Linked DNA regions of Homo sapiens: region 2 is linked to region 1. A link is a loop called in an ENCODE intact Hi-C map of the cell type or tissue named here. Cell type or tissue: Caco-2. All regions are shown on one strand. Each heading gives the region's core, and the rest is flanking DNA. Links, peaks and the distances in the headings are about the cores only.

Evidence for each region. Peaks named below come from ENCODE experiments on the same cell type or tissue, not always from the same donor. Only the 100,000 strongest peaks of a DNase experiment are listed, where the experiment ranks them.
Region 2: it touches region 1 in a loop (9-fold over the local background); 1 of 110 quality-filtered maps calls a loop at or near these places.

Annotation. Positions count from the first base shown.
Region 1 is chr7:20,734,210-20,742,518 of GRCh38, reverse strand. ABCB5 (ATP binding cassette subfamily B member 5) reads right to left here. Exons shown (of 28, transcript NM_001163941.2): 24 at 3,380-3,536. Among named protein-coding and RNA genes, the nearest start is that of SP8, 49 kb to the left of the region's middle. In Caco-2, for the core only: no CTCF peak of the experiment used is centred there; a DNase peak (open chromatin) is centred at 4,428; H3K4me3 peaks cover 250 bases.
Region 2 is chr7:20,663,703-20,668,702 of GRCh38, reverse strand. The region is part of intron 14 of ABCB5 (ATP binding cassette subfamily B member 5); the gene reads right to left. Among named protein-coding and RNA genes, the nearest start is that of ABCB5, 51 kb to the right of the region's middle. In Caco-2, for the core only: no CTCF peak of the experiment used is centred there; no DNase peak of the experiment used is centred there.

The DNA.
Region 1 (8,309 bases), core at 1,755-6,754:
ATTGCTTAATTCAGAAGAGCTGGGGTTCTCATAAACTATATGTATGAGGGTTATTTCTCTAAATTGGGCCATGTTTTATAGTGAAGGTACAGTATGTTTTGAATTCTGATTTATCTTTCTTATTTTATTTTATTTTATTTTATTTGAGAAAGGGTCTAGCTCTGTCACCCAGGCTGGAAGGCAGTGGTGTGATCTCGGCTCACTGCAACTTCCACTTCCCAGGCTCAAGCCATCCTCCCACCTCAGCCTCCTGAGTAGCTGGGACCACCAGCGTGCGCCACCACACCCAGCCAATTTTTGTATTTTTAGTAGAGATGGGTTTTCACTATGTTGCCCAGGCTGGTTCCAAACTCCTGGACTCAAGCAATCTGCCCACCTTGGCCTCCCGAAGTGCTGGGATTACAGGCGTGAGCCACCACACCCAGCCCTATCTTTATTTTCAATTGACCATTATTTGGCAGTGACAGTTGCCTAAACATTTAGTTTCTCTCTGTGCATCAATCTCTTTACTGGTTAATGATTTCTAAACCAATACTCATCTACACCAGGATGTTTAAAAAAGACTTTCCAGAACTATCACTAAATGATTAACTTTCCCTTTATATATTTGGTTCATAAGATTTTAAGTTCTTTTGATCTTTGTGTTCTTCTCAATTGCATTTTAAGTCTTATTAATTTTTGTTGTTAGACTAAACAACTAAGGAGTAGTGGATTTGTGTGTGTGTGTGCATGTGTGTGTGGTGGTAGTGATGGCTGGATTTTAAAACACATCCTTACAGTCAGGTTTACTAGTCATGTTTGACCCATTCTGAGCCCATCATATTATAGGTAAGAAGCAAGGGCAGGTAGGGGTGAGGAGTAAACAAAAAAAATTTTATGATATTATTTTCTTGTTAAAAGAATTTGATGTTAAGATGTGGTTAAGAGATCTAGAAATAGAAAAAAAAAATCTGGAAGGATATTTGCCAAAATTTAAAAGTAGTGTAGTAGTCGTTTATTTTAGTGTAGTGAGTATTTTCCATTTGCCCCCTACAACCTATGAATATTATTTGTATAAAAAATTTCTTTTTGTTTTATTTTTTAAATTTTTTTTGGTGTACTTCCCTCTCTGCATTTGTATAAAAAAGGTTTTAAAAAAACAGAATACCGCAGAAACATGAAGAATTCAATTATTTTTATGTATGCTCTTGTAAGTATTTTGTATAATAGCTCACAGAGGTATTCTAGAAAACTTCTAAATTTAATACATTTAAAATTTATTCTTACGATTTTTAATTCTATTTAATATGAAAAACTCCAAAAGTATAAAAATAGAGAGAAAAATTTAATAAATGGCCCACATACCTATCACCCAGCTGGAATTTCAATATTTGCCAATTTTGTTTGACCAGACTTTAATTTTTTTTTTTTTTTTTTGAGAAGGAGTCTCGCTCTGTCACCCAGGCTGGAGTACAGTGGTGTGATCTCGGCTCACTGCAATCTCTGCCTCCCAGGTTCAAGCGATCCTCCTGCCTCGGCCTCCCGAGCAGCTGGGGTGACAGGCATTGCCCCCACACCCTAATTTTTGTGTTTTTGTTAGCGATGGGGCTTTGCCATGTTAACCAGGCTGAACTTGAACTCCTGACCTTAGGTGATCCGCCCGTCTCAGCCTCCCAAAGTCCTGGGATTACAGGTGTAAGCCACCACACCCTGCCCAGATTTTAATTTTTAAAAGCGTAGAGTGATATTCAGAAACATTTACATACTAAATAAAATAAGGATTAAATTCATTAATTTTATAGCCTTTATAAGAAACACTTCCATAGTCTATGCCATGCCTATGGTTCTGTAAGGACATAGATCAGTGAGATACTCAATTCCTCTGTTATAATCTGCAGAAAGAAATAGGAGTAGCAATACTGTTATACATATAAATCTTAAAATTAAAAAAAAGCTTCTTACATCCTTTACTTTCCAAAATACAAGAACAAAATCTTATTTTGACTGTGATGTATCTTTGAAGCATTCTATTTTGAGAATTTCCAGATAGTCTTATTTCTGTCACTAACAGGCATTCTTCTTAACCATTGTGTAGCTCTAGTAATGCTGTATTTTAAGCTGTCATACATATAAATCTATTAAAATTCTAGAGGGAAATAATTATAAGTTAAAAACATTTAAGTATATACCTAATGGACTATTTTTATTTTAAAAATTAAAATGTCTAGAAAAGTACTAAAATTGAATGTATATTTAATGTATAAGACTATTATTTATTTTGTATTTATTTATTTATTTTTGAGAGCAAGTCTCGCTCTGTCGCCCAAGCTGGGGTGCAGTGGCGTGATCTCGGCTCACTGCAACCTCCGCCTCCCGGGTTCAAGCGATTCTCCTGTCTCGCCCTCCCGAGTAGCTGGGACTACAGGTGCGTGCCACCACACCCGGCTGAATTTTTTTAATTTTTTTATTTTTAGTAGAGACGGGGTTTCACCATGTTAGCCAGGATGGACTCGATCTCCTGACCTCGTGATCCACCCACCTCGGCCTCCCAAAGTGCTGGGATTACAGGCGTGAGCCACCACGCCCAGCTGTATAAGACTATTATTGAGAGATTTATTTTGAAATTATACACCCTACCTATTATTTCTCTTTTAATATTCACAGTCTTTTAGAGTTTGAGGCTAAATTTGTTTGTGTGCATCAATTTAATAGGTATACTTTCCTTTTTTTCCCCTTTGTTTGTAAATATATTTCCCATGAAAAATGGTGTCTGAAGCAGCAGAATATTATTTACTTTGCATATATTATCAGAGAAAAAAAAACAAATAAACCTTAATACGAATCTTCATCCAAGATCAAAACTTTAGTTTCTCAGTAGAATTCAGTATAAGAATCAATCTTTTTTTTCAAGAACATTCTCATAGCATCAGGCATATAAATTAAAAGCATATATTTTAAAATATGAAATATAAATTTTAGTTGTAGAGGTAAAAATTTGATTAAGACAAGACCCCTTTTCCCCGTTTGCAGCCATAAAATTATTTTGCACAAACTTTTAACTCTTTATGTTACTATGACATTATCTTTTGCAGAGTTTTCCAAAGACAGCCTTCATTTAATAAGTGGACATTTATTTTTTATTTTTATTTTTCATTTATGTTACATTTTATTTTTTCAACTTTTATTTTAGATCCAGGAGTATATGCGCAGGTTTGTTGTCTGGGTATATTGCGTAATGCTGATGTTTGGGGTATGAATGATCTTGTCACACAGGTACTGAGTATAGCACCCAATGGTTAGTTTTTCAGCCCTTGCCCCTCTCTCCCTCCCATCTTCAGTGGCCCCCAGTTCCTACTGTTGCCATCTTTATTTGGACATTTAAGATCACAGTTGTGCTTACTGGCTTTTTCCCTTCTTGACTGCGGCTGTCTATATTTGGTTTCTTTTCCAACAAGGCAAACAGATGCGCAGCCCCCGATTTGGCTTTGGAATATTCAGGAGCCAAAACGAGCGTTTCTCCGATGGCCATAGCTCCATATGCAATTGCAGTAAAAACTCTATCAAAAGATAAAGCATTTGAATCTTAGGTCCATCGATCCTTTGTAAAACAGTAGAACTCTAAAAGTAAAGAAAAAAGCAGGCACAGGAATATAATCTTTTGATGTAGACGGCACCCCTAACGCTGAAGACCCACCAAGTTATCTCTTTAAAAAATTTCTACCATGTAGTAATCATTCCTTGCTCTGTACACCAAAATGAACTTTGGAGCTTGGGTAATCTTAAAAATGTCTCTTCCAATTAGAGCCACAGATCAAAGGTCCCAACTAGTGAATATAAAACTTCTTAGTCATCTTGATATGAGGCTTGCTTGCTTGGAGATTTGACAGAGAATTCAACTGACAATAGGAAGAATGAATCTCCAGTAGTGAGATCTGGATTTACACAGTAGATATGATTTTTTGTTTGTTTGTTTTGCATATAATGTAGTTAGGACAGATAACTGAAGCTAAATGACTGGTTATCTGTCTGATATGCTACATTATTTAGAGAGCAAATCATGGGGATCGTATTTTCCTCAGGTTCCCAAAGCAAAATCTGACTAAAAAGACTGAAAGAAGAACTTTGATCTTTTAGGTTTGTTATTGATTATGATCTCAGTTTCAAAACATGTTAATTATAAAATGGTAAGTGTGCAAATGATGTTTGGAAGCACACAGAATATTTACTCGACTGTGGCACAGGACCTGACCATGGTTAAATATTTTCCTCTCATTTTCGATTTCATTTTAGATATGAAAGTAGTGTACTAGAATGCAAAACAATGCATCTTAGTAACAAACCTAACGGCACAATCAGGCTAAAACTGGACCAGTGTCGCTGGCAATATTTAAACATTAGGCAGTAAAGGGTCATCACAGAACCCAGTTGCTTGTTTGCAGTGCTGGATAACAGCAAAGTAAACACGTCTGGGCTCCTTGTGAATTTCTCCCTCAATGGGGCCTATCAAAGGGTAGATGTAGATGCTGATGCAATCTCTTCAGTGACCTAGACCTCAGATCCTGAATCCTGTTGGCTTTACAAAGATCAAACACAGTATAAAATATAAAAACAAAAATAACACTAAAATAATTGTTATTTAGTTCAGTGATGTCAAGGCATTTTTTAGTACTGATATTTACAGAAAGTGTTTAAAGCTCAAAATGCCATTTGAATTATTTGATACCCAGCTATAAACATCAGAAATGGTCACTGAGTTTAGGTAACCAAATCAGAAGGTTTTTTTTTTTAAATGTGTTTTTAATGCAAGGAAAAATCAGACTGTCAGACTTAAGCCTCAGTCTGATCCAAGAATCAGCAGGTGAGCTGGGAAGATAATTGGATTATGAGTTAGGAGACCTGGTTTCTAGTCCCAAAGGGGTAGAGGCTTCTCTGAAATCAATAACTGAGAAAATAGCTTCTTCCCATGATTTGAGATATGCTAAAATCTCTACCTGTCCTAACATTCCCACTATAACAGTAATGGTAAGCATTAGACATAAATGTCTAGAGGCAGACATCCTTGTTAGGTCCCTCTGAAAATGGAAATATTAATGAGAAAGGGAGAAGGGCCTTCAACTCAGAGCTTGTGTTTGTGGGAGGTAAATGACCCAAAGGATGGAGAATGGAGCCGGAAGAAAGGGTTCAGTTAGAGAAGGGAGAGTACAAGCAAAAGCCCTGATACCGTCTTTAATGAGTGAGTGCTGAGAGAAACGTAAGTGGGATGGGGGCTGATGCCGATGAGGGTTATGTTGAAGACCCTGGAGGGGAAGTGTGGACTTTGAGGTGTTGGACTATCTGGGGTTGAGTGAGGGACACTAATCTTCTTCATCTTTTTTTTTTTTTAAGACAGAGTCTTGCTTTGTCATTCAGGCTGGAGTGCAGTGGCATGATGTCAGCTCACTGCAACCTCCATCTCCTGGGTTCAAGCAATTCTCCTGCCTCCACCTCCTGAAGCTGGGATTACAGGCATGCACCACCATGCCTAGCTAATTTTTGTGTTGACCAGGCTGGTCTCGAACTGCTGACCTAGTGATCCGCCTGCCTCGGCCTCCCAAAGTGCTGGGATTATAGGCATGAGCCACTGCGCCCGGCCTAGGGACAGTAATCTTCTTTACGCTTTTTCTCCAGGTGGATTCTGTATAAAGGTAGGCCAAGGCCCACACATGGAAAAAACTGGTCTGCTACAGAATTTGTCCTTACCTAATCAGACCCAATTAGCTAGGGTGAGCTAAACTGAAATTCAGTTCCACTCAACAAGTATTTATTGTAGAATAACCCGTGCTGTAACTCCGTAACATAGTTAAACCATATCCTTCAAATCTGGTTTAAGCTCCTGGAGGCATTTGAACTGAACACCTAACTGGGAGAAATGTACAGGCCAACAATCTCTCATGTCACTGTTGGTCTTGAGGAGTTTCACCCATTTGGGATATATGAAGAGGAGTAATTTGGTATCATGACAAATATTTTAAAGTCACTAACAGGAGCTGTGTGCAGTGGTTCATGCCTGTAATTCCAGCACTTTGGGAGGCCGAGGTGGGTGGATCACGAGGTCAGGAGTTCAAGACCAGCCTGGCCAACATGGTGAAACTCCATCTCTACTAAAAATACAAAAATTAGCTGGGTGTGTTGGCACACACCTGTAATGCTAGCTACTCAGGAGACTGAGGCAGGAGAATTGCTTGAACCCGGGAGGTGGAGGTTGCAGTGAGCTGAGATCACGTCACTGCACTCCAGCCTGGTGACAGAGTGAGACTCCGTCTCAAGAAAAACAGCAACAACAACAACAAAAAAGAAAAAAAAAGCTCTCACACTTCTGTAGCAATAGATTAGCACGGCAGGTCAAATCACAACTTTCCAAGTCCTTACTCAGTAAGTTTCTTTCTTTGATTAGAAGGCAGAGTATCTTTCCCCATAGAGGTAGTCATTAAAATTATTCCCATGCTCATCTGTATATCATCCATATACAACCCAGAGACCTCTTCCCGCCCTAAATCCTTTTCTCAACAGATAGGAGGAGAAAATAAGCAACTAACATTTATTTGGTTCTTTGGATCTTATAGAATGTTTTCATATACAAGATACCATCTAATCACCTAGGAGATAAGTAGAATGGAAACTTATCAGTCAATGAATGAGGAGACTCTAGCTCAGAAAAATTATGCAATTTGCCCAGAAGACATGAGATTGTAGGGTTGGAACGTGAGCTGCCTTCCTCTCTGTGTTTTCCCCTACATGGTCTTCCTTGCAGTGGAAAGCTGGCTGGAATGGTCTTTTCCTACATGTTGGAGTTTGTTACCACTTGCTTTCCATTTTAGAATCTTCTGAAGGCCCTAGATATCAACTGTCCTTTGATTTCTCTTCTTTAGGTCCCTTCAGTGGTTGATTTAGCCTTCTTATCTTGTCCTTGTCTGTCTCTTCCGGATAATCTCTGGGGAGGAGCCAGGCAAGAGCTAGGTGGCTGCCATGGCAGCCAACATGGAAAGAAGTCTTTCCTGTTTTCTTTGTTTTGTGTAACCAGTGTTGCTTTCCTTAACACAGCAATAACACTCACAGTTCTTCCCTGGCTGCCCAGCCTCCTAGGGCAAAGATGATGGTGCAGGCCTAGCTCCCTTCTGTCCATCCTTTATTATGTTAAGGTATCGACCCACTGTTAATACTCATTGAAAACCCACCTATGTTGCTCTTTTGGCCAATAATCACATTATTATTGGAAATACAATGTGGTTTCTTGTCAAGAACTGCATTTGGTTTTTAAGAGAACTAGGAAACACACCCATAAACTGCCTGGTTCTGCTTCTCAGGCAGTTTTCAAAGCTGTGGCTTTTATTATTACTGTATTGAGGGCTGCCATATCTTGATTCTTTCTTACCTATATGCTCTGCTTAGCTTCTTGATAATATGGATAGAAAATATGGAAGAAACTCACAGAGATAGAGAAAGCTTTGCAGTGGGGAAAGGAAGGCTACAGAAACCTCTCCTGATTAGGAATGGTTCTTGGTCGGTATTGCAAAAGGCAAGTCAGCTGGAAACCAGCCGAAAGGGACTAACACAAAGAGATAGGATAAAATAAACTTATTTTGTACATCTAAATCTACACATTTATAGTGAAATAACAAATAGAATGTGTTACCAGGACTAACAAAGGGAGAGGTGAGTGTTTTACTACACATGGGTGCATGAGAACCTAAACAAGAGATTTTCTAAACGCCCCTATGCCTTGTCTGTAAGGTGGCAGAATGAAAATGTTATCACCTTATTTTAAATGCTCATTTCAGATAAACTTCTAGGATAGTAGAAATAGAGACGGCTTCTACCATAAGACATGCGTGTTGTCTTTTTTTTTCTTTTAGAGGCTTTTTCCTCTAAAAAGCCTTGCTGACAAACTAATATTATGAGCACATTAAAGAATTTTGCTGTTAAAACTCCCTTTGTGTATCTCCCTTTCTGAGACACAATGTCATTTTTGAAAGAGACACAGATAATCCATCCTTGTAGCTATAAATTATGCCTTGGAGTAATCTGGAATGTTTGATAAAATGAAGATTCCTGCCCCATACTAGATCTACAAATCAGATTTTGCAGGATGAGATCTAGGTATCTACAGTTTTAACCAGCTCCTAGATTGCTGAGTTGGAAAACCATTGGTTTAGAGAATGGCTCAAAGTGCTTTTTATCTAAGAAGAATTCTAGTAGGAGGGAGTTTTCTTTGTAAATTTCTTTGGTTTAGCTAGTCGATGAGATTGAAAGCTGTCTGTCATCCTAGATTCTGGAAGGTACAGAGTCTTCTA
Region 2 (5,000 bases), core at 1-5,000, 72 kb after region 1:
CGACTGGCCGGGCAGAGGGGCTCCTCACTTCCCAGTAGGGGCGGCCGGGCAGAGGAGTCCCTCACCTCCCGGACGGGGCGGCTGGCCGGGCGGGGGGCTGACCCCCCCCCCCACCTCCCTCCCGGACGGGGTGGCTGCCGGGCGGAGACGCTCCTCATTTCCCAGACGGGGTGGCTGCCGGACGGAGGGGCTCCTCACTTCTCAGACGGGGCGGTTGCCAGGCAGAGGGTTTCCTCGCTTCTCAGACGGGGCGGCCGGGCAGAGACGCTCCTCACCTCCCAGACAGGGTTGCGGCCCAGCAGAGGCGCTCCTCACATCCCAGACAGGGCGGCGGGGCAGAGGTGCTCCCCACATCTCAGACGATGGGCGGCCGGGCAGAGACGCTCCTCACTTCCTAGATGGGATGGCGGCGGGGAAGAGGCGCTCCTCGCTTCCTAGATGGGATGGCGGCCGGGCAGAGACGCTCCTCACTTTCCAGACTGTGCAGCCAGGCAGAGAGGCTCCTCATATCCCAGACGATGGGGGGCCAGGCAGAGACGCTCCTCACTTCCCAGACGGGGTGGCGGCTGGGCAAAGGCTGCAATCTCGGCACTTTGGGAGGCCAAGGCAGGCGGCTGGGAGGTGGAGGTTGTAGCGAGCCGAGATCACGCCACTGCACTCCAGCCTGGGCACCATTGAGCACTGAGTGAACGAACTCCGTCTGCAATCCCGGCACCTCGGGAGGCCGAGGCTGGCGGATCACTCGCGGTTAGGAGCTGGAGACCAGCCCGGCCAACAGAGCAAAACCCCGTCTCCACCAAAAAAAAAACGAAAACCAGTCAGGCGTGGCGGCGTGCGCCTGCAATCGCAGGCACTCGGCAGGCTGAGGCAGGAGAATCAGGCAGGGAGGTTGCAGTGAGCCGAGATGGCAGCAGTACAGTCCAGGTTTGGCTCGGCATCAGAGGGAGACGAGGCAGAGGCAGAGGCAGAGGCAGGGGCAGGGGCAGGGGCAGGGGCAGGGGCAGGGGCAGGGGCAGGGGCAGGGGCAGGGGCAGAGGCGAATGTTATTTTCCAAAAGCAAACAGATCTCAAATCTTATTCATGAAGCCACGTGATGTGACCCATTAGCTCAATGATTTCACAATACTCTCCAACAGTTCTCAAATTAATGTGTATGGAATTTAATTAGAAAATATAAAAGAGAGCATTAACACGTCACAGTCTAAGGAGAATTTGAGAGGACAGAATATAAAGTCAAACAATTAAAAGGTTGCAACTAGAAAAGGTCTGAGAATTCCATGTATCCTTCTGTGCACAGAATCAGAATCACAGGGTTTCCTGATACAGGTTTATATTGTTAGAGACCTTCTTTTCTTCACAGGGGATTCACTTCACAGGTGTTTTAATATATATCTCTTCTCATATTTATTTACTTATCAAGCATTTCATCTGTGTCATCTTTACTTTGCCAGGCTCCTGGCCTAAACTATAAATATTTGATTAAGGTAGATATTATGTTACAATTTAACTTATTATAGCATGAATTTGTATCTGAGTGCATCAAATAAATCACAGAAATATCTAATAACTTAAAAGGGAAAAAACTGTGCCTCAGAGGTCCATAAAATGGGCCTACATGTACTGTACATATTCAAGGTACTATCAAGTGTACTAGAAAAATACATCTCTACTAGATCATTCATGTGACCTAAAACCGATATACTCCTCATAGTGAACAACAACAAAATATTCAACTGTAATTGCTTCAGACTTAAAACACAGAAGAGATTTTGGCAGCCAAAGCCTGCTAAAAAACTGATCAGGAAAATTTGAGCTGATGCTGTCTTTTAGCCAGAATTAGTGTAAAGATTAGGGAGATAGTGCAATTCATACCACTGTGGTTCCAGATACCTCAACGTAGATAGTGTGGTAGATTATCAATACGTCTTTGTTGTATTATTTTTTCTAGAAAATACAATATTGAAAGAATTTCCTAGTATCTCCTATCCTACTTCACAGATTACACAAAGCTAAAAGCCAAACAATTAGGTATTTGACCAAACAAAGGTCACCAGGAAGACAGGTCTCTACTTGACACTTTGCTGACATTTTTCAGATTACTTTACAATTCCATGCACAGCCATACATCACCAGGTCATTATTTTGGACTTTGAAAAAGAGGGTGCTTTAAAACATCCCTCCCAGAATTGCTAGGCAGAGATACGGACCTGAGGAGATCAGCTAGATTCTCACCAGTGATGGTTATGGGACTTGCCGTAAACATAGAGGGCAGCAGGAAAAGAAAGGAAAATAATACAAAGCCTCAAGCATTTGAGAGGGTCCATTACCAGGCATAACACAGTTTCTGGGAAAGCGTGTCAGCACAGAGAGTTCTAGTAACCTGGGGGCAAGTGTGGCATAGAAAACCTACGAGAACACAAGTTCCCACTCACTGCCTTCCAAAAGGTTGCCTCAGTTGGATTTGGGGCTCATCGGTGACATGTACTCCATGATGTAGTGCTGTTATCGTCAACTTTTTTTTTTTTTTTTTTTGAGACAGAGTTTCACTCTTGTTGCCCAGGCTGGAGTGCAATGGCGTGCTCTCGGCTCACCGCAACCTCCACCTCCTGGGTTCAAGCGATTCTCCTGCCACAGCCTCTCAAGTAGCTGGGATTGCACGCATGTGCCACCACGCCCGGCTAATTTTTGTATTTTTAATAGAGACAGGGTTTCTCCATGTTGGTCAGGCTGGTCTCAAACTCCTGACCTTAGGTGATCCGCCTGTCTCTGCCTTCCAAAGTTCTGGGATTACAGGCATGAGCCACCAGGCCCGGCCCAACATTTTTTTTTTTTTTTTAACTGCAAAATCCTTTCAACAAATAGAAGCTCATCTGGAAGCTTGTATATCTATATCTGTATGTATGTATGTATGTATGTATGTATGTATGTATGTATCTCTATCTATCTATCTATCTATCTATCTATCTATCTATCTATCTTTCCATCTCTATCTCATCCAGATAAATGGATCACTGCATTGCTTGAATTGGCAGGGGAGTTGGGGGTACGGCCCTACCTGCTTGTCCACCTCACTTCCCCACCTCTCTCAGTCCTTGAGAGGCTCCTTGGAGACCCTAGTACCCTAGTACTCCAAGAATACAGTCTGAGAACTTCTCACTACTCTTCAGTGTCATTTCTTTTAGGCTATCAAATTTTAGCTGGTCATCTTTTATAATAAGGTCACCATGGTAGTTGAACGGGAAACATAGGCCTTTTGTTTCTTAACTACCTGACTGTGATGTTGAAAGCCAATTGGCTTAATGTTCTTCTGGGTCGACATGGGTTCCAGGGCTCAACAATGTGGGGTTACTGTCAGACCACGTCACTGGTCCGAGAATGCTTTCTTTTTTGTCAAGGGGGATGACAAATAGCAAAATATCAGGAACTTAGAAGTCACTTTTAATGGGTGACTCACCTGCTCGTTGACCCTTCTTTCCAGCTTGCAGAAATCTACTCATGTGAATGCATGAATGCTTGGGTTAAGACCCTTTAGAAAAGAAACACTTTCAAAATGTAAACTCTGCTAAAATGAACCCACGTGTACTACCTAATTAGGAACGTGAAATAATAACATAATAATGGTAAAATGTTTTCTTTTTATGGCCTGGAATCTCTTCATTGTCACTTCTAAATAAGTTAACATGAAGGTTAAGAATTAGAGATAACATAAAATTATTTATCATCATTTAATACCTTTTCTCTTCATTGAACTTTTAAAAAATCATTTTATTATTTTATTTACAGACAAGGTCTTGCTATGTTGCCCAGCTGGTATTGAGCTCCTGGTCTCACGTGATTCTCCCACTGTAGCCTCCCAAGTAGCTGGGATTACAGTGTGAGCCACCACTCCCAGCTTTACTTAACTTTATTAACAAGCTAATCATTTAAGTATTTGTGGAGAAATTTACAATAAAAAATAAATGATGAAGTAAATGGTGGGTAAGAAGAGTAAATGGTGGGTAAGAAGAGAAAATGCTGCAATAATTAGTTTATTTTTTTCCATAAGGGCATAATAGCTTACCTATTTTTATTCTTGGTAAATAATACATTGAGATCACTTATTTGATAGCACTTAGGAAAATCAGTATCTTCTATAGGCATTTTCCTTATTTTGGGAGGAAGGAAAGGCTTAGGAATAATTTTAATTTACAAAAATCACCAAGATGCTTATCCATATCATGGAAAAATATTTTATTATGTCTTAGAAGACCTTTTAGTATATTCTTTAAAACCTTGGAATGTCCTGCTAAGTAACAGTGACCTAAATTTATAAAAGAGAATTCTACTAGTTATTTATACAATAGTATAAAAATAAACAACTTACAGGAACAAAAGTGGTTTTAACCCACATGAGAGCTTCGATTTGGAGTATGGTTTGAATTTCTTTCCCAAGAAGACAGTGTGAGTGTGGTTTTCCAAAAAAGGCTAGTTGTGTTTTGTTTTTAAAATTGTGGAAAAATATGCATAATACAGAATTTACCATTATAGCCATTTTAAAGGGTATGATCCTTCTGACTCTGAGAGGCCAAATTCCTCTTTGTCACTATTCTTTTATTTATTAATTTTTTTTCACTGTTCTTTTGTACTCAGGCTTAGATTACTAATCTCTCTCTCTCTCTCTTTTTGGTAAAAAAAAAAAAAATTGCCTGACTGGGCGCAGTGGCTCATGCCTGTAAACCCAGCACTTTGGGAGGCCGAGGCGCGTGGATCATTTGAGGTCAGGAGTTCGAGACCAGCCTGACCAACATGGTGAAACCCCATTTCTACCAAAAATATAAAAATTAGCCGGGTGTGGTGGTGTGTGCCTGTAATCCCAGCTACTCTGGAGGGTGAGGCAGGAGAATCGCTTGAACCTGAGAGGCGGAGGTTGCAGTGAGCTGAGATCATGCCACTGCACTCCAGCCTGGGTGACAGATCAAGATTCCATCTCAAAAAAAAAAAAAAAAAAAAGCCTAACATAA